3 separate regions of the Homo sapiens genome follow, and regions 2 and 3 are each linked to region 1. The links are chromatin contacts, found by Hi-C or POLR2A ChIA-PET in ENCODE. All regions are on one chromosome and are shown on one strand. The core of a region is the stretch at or near the end of the contact, and the rest is flanking DNA. Distances in the headings are between cores, read along the strand shown.

What was found. Hi-C counts contacts between places; a loop is a spot of excess contacts on that map. ChIA-PET counts read pairs that join two places held with the same protein, here RNA polymerase II (POLR2A). Pooled maps may share reads with other maps.
Region 2: a map of OCI-LY7 shows a loop between it and region 1 (7-fold over the local background). The contact joins the promoter of FAM218A here to the promoter of TMA16 in region 1. A Hi-C loop is called at or near these places in 3 of 168 maps with a recorded cell type or tissue (OCI-LY7 and naive thymus-derived CD4-positive, alpha-beta T cell), 4 of 37 single-sample maps with no recorded cell type and 9 of 50 pooled maps. POLR2A ChIA-PET finds 5 or more read pairs at or near these places in 1 of 52 experiments (OCI-LY7).
Region 3: a loop to region 1 is called in a pooled map, with 12 times the contacts of the local background. The contact joins the promoter of APELA here to the promoter of TMA16 in region 1. A Hi-C loop is called at or near these places in 1 of 37 single-sample maps with no recorded cell type and 4 of 50 pooled maps. POLR2A ChIA-PET finds 5 or more read pairs at or near these places in 1 of 52 experiments (HEK293T).

What each region holds. Positions count from the first base shown.
Region 1 is chr4:163,492,221-163,496,872 of GRCh38, reverse strand. TMA16 (translation machinery associated 16 homolog) reads right to left here and starts at 2,183. Exons shown (of 7, transcript NM_018352.3): 1 at 2,069-2,183. The coding sequence starts at 2,071. It overlaps LOC124900805 (a long non-coding RNA gene), which reads left to right and starts at 1,649. Exons shown (of 2, transcript XR_007058354.1): 1 at 1,649-1,711; 2 at 1,977-4,652. RefSeq lists enhancers at 1,607-1,756, 1,787-1,926, 1,390-2,292 and a cis regulatory region at 3,574-3,845.
Region 2 is chr4:164,954,356-164,959,007 of GRCh38, reverse strand. It overlaps FAM218A (family with sequence similarity 218 member A), which reads right to left and starts at 2,060. Exons shown (of 1, transcript NR_160935.1): 1 at 1-2,060. It also overlaps a transcript of TRIM61 not described here. RefSeq lists enhancers at 1,801-1,960, 2,261-2,310.
Region 3 is chr4:164,874,406-164,879,057 of GRCh38, reverse strand. APELA (apelin receptor early endogenous ligand) reads right to left here and starts at 1,880. Exons shown (of 3, transcript NM_001297550.2): 1 at 1,651-1,880; 2 at 49-138. The coding sequence starts at 1,726. The coding sequence ends at 50.

The DNA of each region.
Region 1 (4,652 bases), core at 934-3,433:
CGAGACCAGCCTGGCCAGTGTGGTGAAACCCTGTCTCATTTGAGGTCAGGGGTTCGAGACCAGCCTGGCCAATGTGGTGAAACCCTGTCTCTACTAAACATACAAAAATTAGCTGGGTGTGGTGGCTGGCACCTGTAACCCCAGCTACTCGGGAGGCTGAGGCAGGAGAATCACTTGAATCCAGGAGGCGGAGGTTGCAATGAGCCGCGATCATGCCACTGGACTCCACCCTGGGCAACAAGAGCAAAACACCGTCTCAAAAAAAAATAAAAAATAATAAACACTAAAAACCTTTTTAATGCAGCATAAAGAAGTGTTGAGTGGAATGGATTAATTTGAAAAGATTATTTATATATAACAGGTAAACTAAATTTTGATATAAAGATATGAACTTGCTAAGCTCCAGCAAAGATTTACAATAAGAGAACATTAATGAGCAAAGTAACAAGGATGAACAACTATAAGCTGTACACTGTTACTATTTATATAACTAAAGTTAATAACAATAACATTTACTAAGTGCCAGGCACTAGACTAAGCACTTTACATTTAATTTCCACAATTCTATGAGGTAGGTACTATTGTTATCCCAATTAAACAGATGGGAGGTTAAGTAATTTTGCCAAGATGGCAACTCAGGGAAAGACAGGTGCCCAACTCTGTCCTTTGGGACCACATTCTGAGCTGTACTGAAAGAGGATGCAGCAAAACCACTAATGAGGTTATATCAAAAAAAAATGACAGAGCCAGAAATGAGCCAATGAAAACAGGTTCATATGCCACTCTTTTGACTTCTATGCCAAAGCAACGTACTTCTACTATACAGCCTGATAAAAAGTGAAGCTCTGATAGTCAAGGACAACTACAGTCAAATACCAATCTATCTCCCCAATCACTCAAACACAATGAGATGTAATTGCTTTCATATTCCACTCTGAAAAGGGGAAAAAAACTAACACTATAAAGAGTTGGAAATCCCACAAGCAAAGTGACAAGCAAACACTGAATTTACACAAATGTGTACAATCTAAAGTACAAAATATGCGTCAGCAGTGGATCAAAATAAAGCACAAAAAACTCGCGAAACAACGAAAGAACCAGACTGTAAGACAAAAATGGCATACAATGAAAAGAGAAAAAAATGAAAAGAAACAAAGAGGCCACATTGTGGACACAATATCGTAACTTCTGACCAGATTATAAACTTTTAAAATTTTGCTTTTATTAAAAATTAATTGAAAAAAATTTATAAAGCATGTTTCTATGCAAGAATTACTCTCAAGAACACAACGATTACGTAAAAAATAGGCAAGAAACAACATACTGTTTCAAAATACAAATATATGTAGTAACTATAAAGAAAAGTAGTGAAATTATAAATACAAAACTTAGATAATGTTTGCTTCTTAAGGTTTCCTGAAAGTTCAAAGAAGGTAACACAGGGCTTTCAAAGGCTATGTTTTATTTCTTAAAACTACAAAATGGGTAAACGAGAATTCCTGAAACTGTTCATCTTTACACTTGAAATGTGCTTTAGTAACACTCTTTTGTATCTACTCAGTTTTTAATAAAAACAACAAAACTGCTTCAGTGCCCTGGAGCGAATGGGGGCGTAACGGCAGGATTCAGGGCACTAACGAGAGGTGAACGGACGCCGAGGAAGAGGCGACTAAGCCCACATACTGAGTCTACCCAGGCCAGAGAGGCAGAGGTGTGTAGGGCCAGCGATCTCAGAAGTTTTGCCAAACTCCTCGATGCGTTACAATGGAAAGGTGCCGGGTTTCCCCCAGGAAGTAGTGACTAGCGAGAAGTTAGGCACAAGGCAAAGAGGAGCAAGGCGACGTGTGAGCACTTCAGCACTCGGACGCGGAACTCTAAGGTCCAGGCGTTGGGCCTGGGACTCGCCTCCCAGAGGCTTCGCCCCGCACCCCGCACACTCCCTGAAAATAAACACTTTGCATCCTCCCCTCTCCTAGGTTCCCGAAACCGCACCCTCCCTCTCTGCCTGCTCAACAAGAGCCTTCCGGGGAACCAACCGAGCGGTTCGGGGGAGCAGGAGGGGGCCCACCATGGTGACGTCCTCGTGGCCACGGAGCAGCTCCGCACTCTAGACCCAGGTAATCTCACCAACCGCAGGAGCAGCAGCTCACAAGAGCACCCGGGCCGAATCCCACGTGGCGCCTGAGAAGCCCGCGCCGACCCAACCGGAACAGGAGAGGCGAGTGCGTTTCTCTAAAGCGTCCCCGTTAACTGAGACCGCGTCTTTTTCGCCCGTGTTGGGCTTTTAAGCTCTAGCCCAACGGACAGCCAGACCTGCGTGCTCGCCGGGAGCGGCGGAAGGGAGCTTGCGGCGGGAGGCTGAACTCTGCCTGGTGCTGAGTGCGAGGCTGGGGATTGGAGCCCGGGTGGAGACGCTACACGCTTCCGGCCCCAAGAGCGGAGCTTGCCCATCTGTCCCAGAGCACGACTCCAGAGCGCAGCAACCTCTTCAGACAAGAGGTTCCCTCTTGCGGGCTCCCGCATCTCAGGGGCTGGGACCCTCTCAAAAGGGCCGCTCGGTGTTGGCTCCCCGGAGCTCTTGCACGGCACAGGCTCCTGCCCTCCGCTTTTCCACGTACTAGATTACCTTGGGCAAGTCCTTTCCTGCACTGAGTCTTTTTTTGCCCTGCCCTGCCCTGCCCTGCCCTGCCCCGCCCCGCCCCTCTTCTCTTTCCTTTCTTTTCTTTTCTTCTTTCCCTCTTTCCCGCCTTCCCTCATTCCCTCTTTCTTTCTTCCTCCCGGGTTCAAGCGATTCTCCTGCCTCAGCCTCCCGAACAGCTGGAATTACAGGCCTCCGCCACCACGCCCGGCTAATTTTTTTTTTTTTTTTTTTTTTTTGTATTTTTAGTAGAGACGGGGTTTCGCCGTGTTGGCCAGGCTGGTCTCGAACTCCTGATCTCAGGTGATCCGTCCGCCTCGGCCTCCCAAAGTGCTGAGATTACAGGCCTGAGCCACCACGCCCGGCCGAGTCTTAGTTTCTTTATCCGGAAAGGCCACTTCCTCATATTCAAGGCCTCTGCCAACCCAGTTTTTGTTTTCTTCTCACAGCATGTGAGAGTCTTTGTTTCACCCATACATGTTAGAATTCCGTAGACAATGTAATCATTCAAAAACTATTTATTGAATGCCTACTGTGTGCCTGGTACTGGGGATACTCCAACAATATCCCTCACTCAGCTCATTTTCCAGGGGATGGAGGCATGTAAAAATATTATTTCAAATAATATAAGTACTCTAATAAAAATTAGCTGGCGGGGGCATGTAGAAAAGCTGTTTTACACATGGTGGTCTCTATAAAGTCCTCTTTTAGAAGTGATAATTGAGCAGAGACCGGAATTGTAAGAGAAAACTAGGCATGGGAAGAAGCTCCAGGCAGGGTGAAGCTGGTGTGCCTTGATATGTGTGTGCAGCTGTTAACAGTTGAGGGTAGTTGGCTAGGTCCTTGGCGTTTTGAACAAATAATTGGACAAAACACACAAATAAAGCAAGGCAGCGAAAGCAGAGATTTATTTTAAATGAAAGTACACTACTCCACTGCGTGGAAGCAGGCTGTGGCAAGCTGCTCAAAAGCACAGGTTGCAGAATTTTCTGGGGTTTAAATACCTTCTAGAGGTTTCCCATTGGTCTTCCACAAGTCTGATTGGTTGAGGAAGGGGACCAATCTGAGGCACTTTCATTTTTCAACTGCCACACAGAAAAAGAAGGGCTTGCAACTGCCAGGCAGCAACTGCCATGCAGAAAAAGGAGGGGTTGAAGGGGAGTAGTCTTTCAACTGATATCCCATCAGCACAAATCAGTCCTAGCTTCCCTGCTTCCAGACCCTATTCTCCTGCCGCACAAATACTTGTATTTAATCGACAGATATATCAATTTTTGGAAATAATTTAAATTGTAAACAAGAGTGTGTCCAGAAGATTCCTGAATCTAGGGGCAAGGTATTTTCACATGGCTTTTTTTGTGTGTGAATCTATGCAATGAAGGTCACCTTTGAATATATACTGTGGAGGCAGCACATTCATGCATCACTTAAGGACGGGGATACTTTCTGAGAAATATTTCAATGGGGGTTTTGTTGTTTGTTTTTTGTCATGTGAATATCATAGAGCACACTTACACAAGCCTGCATGGTATAGCTTACTACCCACCTAAGCTGTATGGTATAGCCCATTGCTCCTAGGCCACAAACCTGTACAGCATGTTACTCTACTGAATACTGTAGGCAATTGTAACACAATGGTAAGTACTTGTGTATCTAAACATAAGAAATGTACAGTAAAAATATAATCTCATGGGATCACCATTGTAATGCAGTCCATGACCAAAACATTGTTACATGCACATGACGGTACTCTGTGAAAGACTCCAATTAATCTAGAATATTTACACCCTAGCTCCATACTTTAGCCACTTCCTGTGAAGCCATCTTTCACCCACCCTACCCCATTCCCTAAGTCTGGCCCTGTGGAGATCACCCTCCTAAGTTCTATGTTACTGCAAATCTTTTAATTATTAAATTTTCCTTCTGGCTATTTTAGCTGTTACTGATTGCTCTATTGATCATAAAATTCCTACCTACTCCTAACCCATTCCTAAACTTCAAATTGCCAACAACT
Region 2 (4,652 bases), core at 811-3,310, 1.5 Mb before region 1:
AATCCAATTATATTACCATATTTGGATATTTGTGGGGAAAGATAGAGTATGTGCCTGGGTGGTGCGAGAGACCTAAATTCTCAGTTTATCTAATAGAATGTTAATTTAAAATGTCTAACATTAGACATATTACAGTTATGAAGAAATAGCAAGGTCACTGGAATAAATCATGCCTCTGTTTAACAGGAATTTGGTGTAGGATGGCATGACCCAGGAGGTTTTTGTTTTTATATAAGCCTGTTTTGTTGCTGGAATGAACTAATAGCTCTCTACATAATTTTGATAAAATTCATAATGTGGGAAGCATTGAATTATTGACTGTGTAATACCATCTTTCATCTTAGAATATCAAAAGTACTTTACAATTTATTCCCATTACATCTCTGAAGAGTAGGCATTTCTAATACTGTTTTATTGATAGTTGCTAAAATAATGAAAGAAAAAAACTTTCTTCTGCTTGTAAGTGGCAGACAATTCAGAATTGAAGAGCTCCTCTCCTAAATAATACAAAATAGCTTTCAAATAATTCATCCTTCATAATCTATTACTGTACAGGTTATAAGAGGTTAGAAATCATACCCAGTGTGAAACACAGCCTAAGTAGTTTCATAAAAATATCACTTGAAGAAAAGATTTCAGACCTGGCATTCAAGTCATAAGATTAAACCTCATCCCCTTCATTGTCCAGAACAAATCCTAACATTACTGGGTCTTACTTTTAATAGAACGATTGCCACTCTATGTAGTGTAATTACTTTGGCAAAGTTATTACATTTCTATAGCTGAAAACTAAAGCATGAATCCTATTGTGATGGCGTCTTTTTCCATCTCCTGGGAAGACAATTCTAACAAACAACTCTATTATATCTATCCAGTTTGATTTTGTCCTCTTTCTCTTCCTCCTGGTAATAACAGCCTTAATCTTTTTTGGATCATGAGTTTTTGTGGTGTCTTTCCAAATCGCACTGTATTCTATCTTTAGAGATACAAGATTATGACTTGCTGTTTCAGAATCTAGAGTCAGATCTATGTAAAATGAATTAAGAATGTTTTGTCGACCATAATGTTGTGGCAGAAGTCTAGAATCATCATCCCTTGTTAAAATGGAAAAGCTCATAAAGTTTTTGTCTTAATACCTGTTATTGATACATACCCTTATATCAGTTACTAATTATTTGAGTGAATAGTTTACTCTGCTATCTCACTTATTAGAGCTTTAAATAAGAAAATATGGTCTGAAAGTTTTGTTTTCATCTAGTGTGCGTATCATATCCTATTCTTTATATTTTCAGGTTTTCAGAACTGCATCTTATTCATTTTCCGAATAAAGCACAAAGTGCTCAAAATCAGAGTTTAATCTCTTCCTCTAATATTCGACTATCTTCGGTAGCATTCATGTATTTTTAGTTAACATAACGATTGGTTTAGTTTTGGCTTATTTAAAGCATTTTACACTTGCTGTTTCAGATGTCAGATGTCCCCTGTGAGCTTCTTCCTTGAGGCAGCCTGCTCTATAGGACAGGTGAGCCCAGCGGGAGCCAGCCCACTGCAGACCCAAACCCTCTAGTCCTTGTCACAAAAAGAGGCTGGGACCTGATGGTGGTTCTCTTCCTGACTTTTCCTGGTGGTCCTTCTGACTTGGAGTGGCCTGGCAATTTCGGTGGCGTGACAGCCGGAATGCTGCCACTAAAATTCCTCTCTGGGCACCATGAGCGGCTGACAGGGCACGCGGAGAAAACGATTCGCTTCTCCCAGGATTGGTGGAGCGACCGCTGTTGGACGAATGTGGTCGTCCCTGGATGTCTGAGCAAAGAGACACTGCCATGGCGGCCGCCGGTCAGCGTATAAGGTCTGTTAGGGAGACCCGAAGCCCTGCACCAGGAACGCAGTTTGGCTCGCCCAGCCCACCCTGCAGGGCTGGCTCTCCAGGCGCTGGGTCCGGGGAGAAGAGGACAGCTGCCCCGCCGCACCGCGCATCCTTCCATCCACTGTGGTACATGGCGCTGCCCCGGTCTCCAACGTCGCGCCACACCTTCACGGTCTCACCCGGAAGTCGAAGCCCAGAGACGGTGCCGGCCGCACCCAATCACTGCTCTGCCGCTCCGACTTCCGCTACGGACTCGCCCAGCCTCCTGGGAGAAACGCTGCAGTGCTTGGGGTGCTGAAGCCCCTTGAGAGCCTTGTGTTCTGTGAGAAAGTTGCATTCTGAAGGAACCTCAGCTGTTTGCTTTGCTCTTCTGCCACCCAACCCTACCTGTGCCAGACTGAGGGCTCTCCCTGCCCCGCCTTAACAGAAGAGAATTCCAGTTGCTGTTTTAATTTATTGAATCTTATTTATAACTGGTTGGAGAAAAATATGGTTATAATTCCCACTGAACAGCTTATTAAAAGTTACAGTAACACTATGATAATTGAGATATTGTCTTTTAGGGAATAAATAATGAAATTATAAGATGAAATATACAGATGAAATTATAAGATGTCTGGGAATTTACTCCATTGGCAGGAGAAGTTGCTGGGGTTATAAAGATTGTTAATTCAAATGATAGAAATTGGTTTCTTTTTATGTGTACGTTCTTCATAATGTTCTCTCTACTATTATGGATGTATGAAATACTCCACAATTTAAAAGCTTCCTTTTATACCCGGCATGGAAGCTCATGCCTGTAATCCCAGCACTTTGGTAGGCTGAGGTGGGCGGATCACATGAGCTCTGGAGTTTGAGACCAGCCAGGCCAACATGGTGAAACCCTGTCTGTACAAAAAATACAAAAATTAGCCGGACATGTTGGCCCGCCCCTGTGGTCCCAGCTACTCCGGAGGCTGAGGTGGGAGAATCGCTTGAACCTGGGGAGTTGAGGTTGCAGTGAGCCAGGATGGCGCCACTGCACCTCAGTCTGGACGACAGAACGAGAGCTTGTCTCAAAAAAATAAATAAACGAAAGATTTATTTCAAAAGGCTAATCATGTTTCAGCGTTATCAATGCCTCGTTCCAGAAAAGCTCATTTCTCTTACTCTTTTCTTTGAGCCGCCTCCCCGTTTTCAGTCCGCCTCAGGGCTCTCAGATTCTGTCTCCTTTGTCTTCCTCCTCACAGTTGTCCCTAATCTTAATCGATTTTCCATCCTCTACCAATTTCCTGTCTACACCCTCTTTAATCTCATAAAACTGCCAAATTAGTTTAAATCGGGATTGAGGAAAGAGCGAGACTAGGCATTGTGCTTCCATCTGGGTGTGTGTGTCTTGTGTGTGGATCCCAGGCCTGGTCTCAGATTACCTGAGTCATCTGGGGCTGGTCCCTGATATCCTCTCTTCATCCTTTTGTGGTCACATGAAGACAAGGAAAATCAACCTCAATTTCCCTTTAAGTTTTCTGTAAATATAAACACCAATAAAGACATATCTTCTGGAAAACTTGTTTTTTTTTTTTTTTTTTTTTTGAGACTGAATCTCTCTTAGTCACCCAGGCTGGACTGCAGTGGCAAGTTCGTAGCTCACTGTAGCCTCAAACTCTTGACCTCAAGCAATCTTCCTGCCTGGGCCTCCCACACTACTCGGGTTGCAGTCTTGAGCCATTGAGCTCAGCCTGGAAAAAATTTTTTAAAACATAGGATTTGGTGTGGCACAGAACTCAATATATTCCAAGAATGGTTTGTGTTTCTGATTCTTCTGTTGACTGTTTAATGGTAGATATGCTGATTATGCAGAACAGTTCAGACATAATTAGATGTAATTAGGGCAAACCAGCATGAGGCCCCTTATGAGAAGTCCAAATCTGTGATTGTCATACAACATACAAAAGAACTGTCTCATATACGATGTCAGAGTAAAGAGTGAACCAAATAGGTTATGTGTAGGACATGTGTATACTACTATAATACCATAATAATTTTTTTTTTTTTTTTTTTTGAGATGGAGTCTCCTTCTGTCACCAGGCTGGAGTGCAGTTGCACGATCTCGGCTCACTTCAACCTCCGCCTCCCGGGATCAAGCGATTCTTCTGCCTCTGGCTCCTGAGTAGCTGGGACTACAGGTGCCCTCCACCATGCCCAGCTAACTTCTGTATTTCTAGTAGAGACAGGGTTTCATCATGTTGGCCAGATGGTCTCGATCTCTTGACCTTGTGATCTGCCTGCCTTGGCCTCCCAAAGTGCTGGGATTACAGGCATGAGCCACTGTGCTGGGCCAATAAAATTTTAAGTAAATATAAAACAGCATATTTATATTTTATTTTTTGTAGAGATGGTTGCCCAGGCTGGTCTGGAACTCCTGACCTCAAGCGATCTTCCTGCCTTGACCTCCCAAAGTGCTGGGATTATAGCCATGCTGCCAACCATGTGTAGGGTATGTATATGTTCCTATACCATAATAAAATTTTAATTACATTTGTAAGGTATGTAATTATATGTATTTCTGTATAATATGTACATATAAATATGCTAATTAATACAAGAACATATTGAATTATAATCAATATATATAATTTTAGATGTATATTGGAATGTTTATCTTTCTAATAATACAAAACTGATGGTTAAAAAATAAAATGCACAAACTCCCCAAGGTTCCTTCCTATGTGGCTACTTTCCCCAGCTTAGGTCCAGCCAAAGGCTGCACGCCCTTTACTGAGTGTAGCTCACCTGTGCCTCCTGG
Region 3 (4,652 bases), core at 631-3,130, 1.4 Mb before region 1:
TTTGGAACACTGCCTAAATGTAGCGAATCTATTTTCTGTCAGAAATACCTCAGGGAAAGGGTACTCGTGAATGGAGAGGCATACATCTCCTCTGAAGGCAATTGTGTTTGCGCAGTTTTCTTCTCATGGTCAAATTAACTGAAGGAAAAAGAGAGAAGTATTAGGAGCATTTTTCAGAGGCTTAATTGTTGTTTAATCTAGACAATGCAAACATATTTTGGAGCCAAACTAGATTGTGGTTATTTGCCATTTGTTCAAATGTGATTATAAAATTAAAAACCAATGTGATGCATATACACAAGGGGTGTTCCTAACAGTTAATGTTAATAGCAAGATCTTCTTTTACTCCTATTTTTTTAACTCCATCGTTGAGCAACATAGCAACATCTTAATAGTAATATCCTCCTCCTTTTGAATGATTTTTTCCTAAATGCTCCTAGACCTTTTATTTTATGTAGTAAATTAATCACAAATATTTTGTAAGAACATTGTCAAAGCTACTGTGTATTTCTGAAAAGTATAAATGGTTTGAATAGTGACTGCTGTAAACAATGAGAAGGGATCAAGCTGCTTTCTCAGAGTTGCTGAATTGGAACTTTTTTCTTACTTATGTAAAAGCACAGACCAGGGGACATCATTCGAAATAAACTCACAGTGATCAAACTTCTAATTCACTAAAAAGCAAAGTCTGAATTTTTAACAAGTGATGCATCGTTTTCTGTTCTAACTGAAGAAGTATATTATCAAGTGAATAATTTAACATATTTGGATGTAAATATTACCACCTTTTTATTTAAAGTTGGGTTTGTGGTTCAGAAAACTTTAACTTTCTAATTTCTTTCTTTCTTTCTTTCTTTCTTTTTTCTGTTTCTTTCTTTCTTTCTTTCTCTCTTCTTTTCTCTCTTTTCTTTCTTTTTTTTTTCAAACTTACTGGTTCTTTGAAATCTTAGCTGTTTGGTTTTGAAGTAAAAGTACATTAGAATACTTTTGTGTACTAAATTTCTGTTGGTTAAGTACAATATACTTGATATCATCTTTGAAAACATGTCAAGTAAATTAATATTATGTATCTTTATCATACATATTTTTGATGCTTTTTAGCTGTATAAGCATAATAATAAAAACTGCACTTATTTGTTTTAAGTGACATGCCTAGTTACATAATTAGAAATGACAGCTATTGACCTGTTTTAAGATTTAATCTGCATTTTGTTGCATTATGCTTTTTGTATGTTAATTCAGCCCCTACTCTGGGCAGCAACATACTTTTTAAATAAACTGCTTTGGAGTTTGCATTTTACCTAAAAATCTATACATTTATTTACCTTTATAATGAATAGACGAACACTTCTGTTTCATTTTACTTGTAAAGACAACATAATCTGCAATAGCTTAGAGATCTATTTTCTTGGCATTTAGGAAAAATAGTGGTAAAATACTTATCATTTCAAAGTCCAGATGTTTTTAAAATATTGAAATAATAGACCCAACAGGATAGATAGCATACTTTCAAAATCCTACACATTTATCCCCAATACTACTAACTGCAAGCACACCTAAGTGGTTTTCAGATAAACACAATCATGCTCAGAGACCCAGGGATGCAAACAGGCAAAACAAGTTACTTGTACAAATGTATCAAAGGCCTACCTGGTCTCTGTCCGCTGATAAGGAGAAGACTCATAATAAAAATAAAAAATGCAAAAAGGAATTGCTGAAATCTCATTTTCCTACCGCACAAAAGTAGAGCAATGACTCTCAATGTAAACCAAACGATCTGTAAATAGTCTGTGCAATATCTGTGTGGCTGTCTTCACATTCTAGTGACAAACCTCAGAGAACTGCCAGCTGTGTTTTGCAGGAAGGTTAATGATCACATTAGACAAAGTTGCCGGTGCTCTGTGCTGTGGTCAGAGCCTCCCTCAGCCTCAAACCCCTCCTCCACTCCTCTTCTCCTTTCTCCTCGGCCACTCCCCTTTATTTCCATAAGCAAATATTGGTGAAATAAACCATTCAAGCATGCTATAACTTTAGTGGAAGTGTACTCCAAAAGCTCCAAGAAGAGAATGACTTAAATTCAATCTGGATATGAAGAAATACGTAAAACAAGACGTGACACTGCCTCCTCCCCTTACCATTTGCATCTGTTTAAACTTTGCCCATATTGGTCCCACATGCAGAAACCAGTGGAAATGACAGGAAGTCTCTCTTTTGTCTTTTTCAGAAGGAATTCTGAAGCTCTAACATAAGAGTCCCAAATGCTTTGTGGCAGAACATGTGCTGAAATGCTTTATCTTTACCAAACTTACTGCAAAGTAGTGCCTGTTTACACGAACTCTCCAAATTGCCTAATTCACTGGGTTTGTAACAGTAAAGATTTTTGGAATTTAGAATGTTTTGAAATAAATCTGCAAAACATATACATTTATATTAATATTTTGTAAAGTGCAGTTTTAAAAGTAACAGATTATTTTCATCTGCAAATGTCCAGGATTTTAAAAAAGGAAGTTCAGGCAAGCCACAAACTCATGAAATCTGTGTTCGGTTAAAAATTTATATGTGGTGGAATACCAGGCTAACATACCACAGTCACAGAAATTGGAGATGGAGAAAACAAGTCTTAGTTCATCTCCCAGTGAATTCAGAAAACACAAAAACAGTCTAGCCTTGTCTTTTACACACATGCACCAAGATCTCTTTTTGTTTCAAGTGCTCCCTTATATATCAGATACAGCTGTTATAAATGGAAATGACTATACTTATTATGTAAGTATAATAAATTCCATTTATAACATCCATATCGAACATATTTTAGGTAAAATGCAAAATGCCAAAAGAATAGTATAGGTATGCCTTGAAACACAAGTACAGCCAAAGTACTAGCTCTAAAGCATGTGTAATTTGTTTTGAACCATTAGGAATTTTGTTGTATTTGGCTTCTTTAGACTCAGGTAGTTGGTACATAACCTTGGGGCTTCCTGAGGTTTGAATTTAATGCACAATTTGTCTTGATTTTATAAGTCAATCTGTAAATTTCCCTGCCTGTCTAGTTAGGCATGAAGTTTATAATAGGCGATGGCATACAAAAATTCTTAAATTCACTTTATTGAAGTCTTGAGAATATATTGACCTGTTTGGGGACTGCAAGCATAGTGTTAAAGGGTCCTACTTTACCATGCTGTCCATTGCTTCATAAAATCAATGGAATACAATAGAGTTTGAACTCATGATATACAAGTGACTTAAGAATGGCAAAGAGTTTATTCAGATTTTTAAATCCCTCCCCATTTCCCGCCCCAGTCTTCTTAGTACAGCATTCAGGAAAACAGCATGCTAACAAAGTTGAATGTTAAATCAATAAGAGATCAATATAGATTTTGGCACTATATTTTCAGGCCAAGTTTTAAGTCTATTCAAAGGTTTAGTAGTGAGTCTTTATAGATAAGATAGAGACCTACCACAGAGAGCAAATATTGACTAAAATTTTTATATTTCATTACCAGGTGATCAACAATGAATTCCTAGAATATCACTAATATGCACCAGTGCTGTGGAAGATACATATCTCCACTGATCAGGACAGAGCAAACTGTTATATTTAAGTCATCTAACCACATAGAACATTATTTTTCTCATTAAAAGAAAAAAGATGTGATAAAATACCTGGTTTTCTACCTGAAAGAGTGATTATGTATTAAACTCATGAAAATTTACACATGATTTATTTACATGTTTTAAAATTAGTCTTTCAAAAAGACAAACAAAAAGATGTTGTTTAAATAGTTGACTTTTGGAGTATAGTAATAAAGTGATTATACAGTCAATGAGCAACTGAAATGTTAGACATGGAGGTACAATGAAAAGTGATCCAGCATTTCTGTGGAATGTGAGTCAACAATAGCAATAAATCATTCATCTTAGTACTGAATAACTAGGTATGGAGAAATATTGGTAGGAAAGTGTCAGAACAATGCAACTGGCTCTGCAAACAGCACTTTCAGCCTGCAAGTATAAGAGAACAAGGCATCTTCTTTGTTTACAGGAACACAAACCTAGACTTCTATCCTACAGACAGCCTTTGTGAGGGAGGCAAGGGCTGTGCCCCGGGCCAAATCCTATGTTAAGTGTGTTGCATATGTTACTTCGCATAATCCTCCCCAAAACACTCTGAAGTATCATGACTCCCTGTTTACCAGATGAGAAAACTGACAGCTAAAGAGGTGTAGCCTCCAAGGGCTAGATGACCGGAAGAGGAATAGATGGGATCCAAATTCCATAATCTCAGCCCTCAAACATTTCGCTATCCTCCCTTTTAAGGCCCCAATCCCAGTTCTTAAAAAAGAAAAAAAAAAAAAAAAAAAAAGCCTATTGAAGCTATTATAAAACAAAAGATAAGTTAGCAATATATTTCTTGTACGAGGTTGAATATTGTGCCCCATAAAATTTATGTCCATCTGGAACCCAGAATGTGGCCTTATTTTGAAATAGGGTCATTGCAAATGTAATCAGTTAAGATTGAGGTCATACTGGAGTAGGGTGGGTCCTAAATCCAATATGGCGGCTGTCCTTATAGCAAAAAGAAGAGACAGAGACACACAGGGACAGGTGGGGAGGAGCTCTGTGATGATAGAGGCAAAGATGAGAGTTATGCT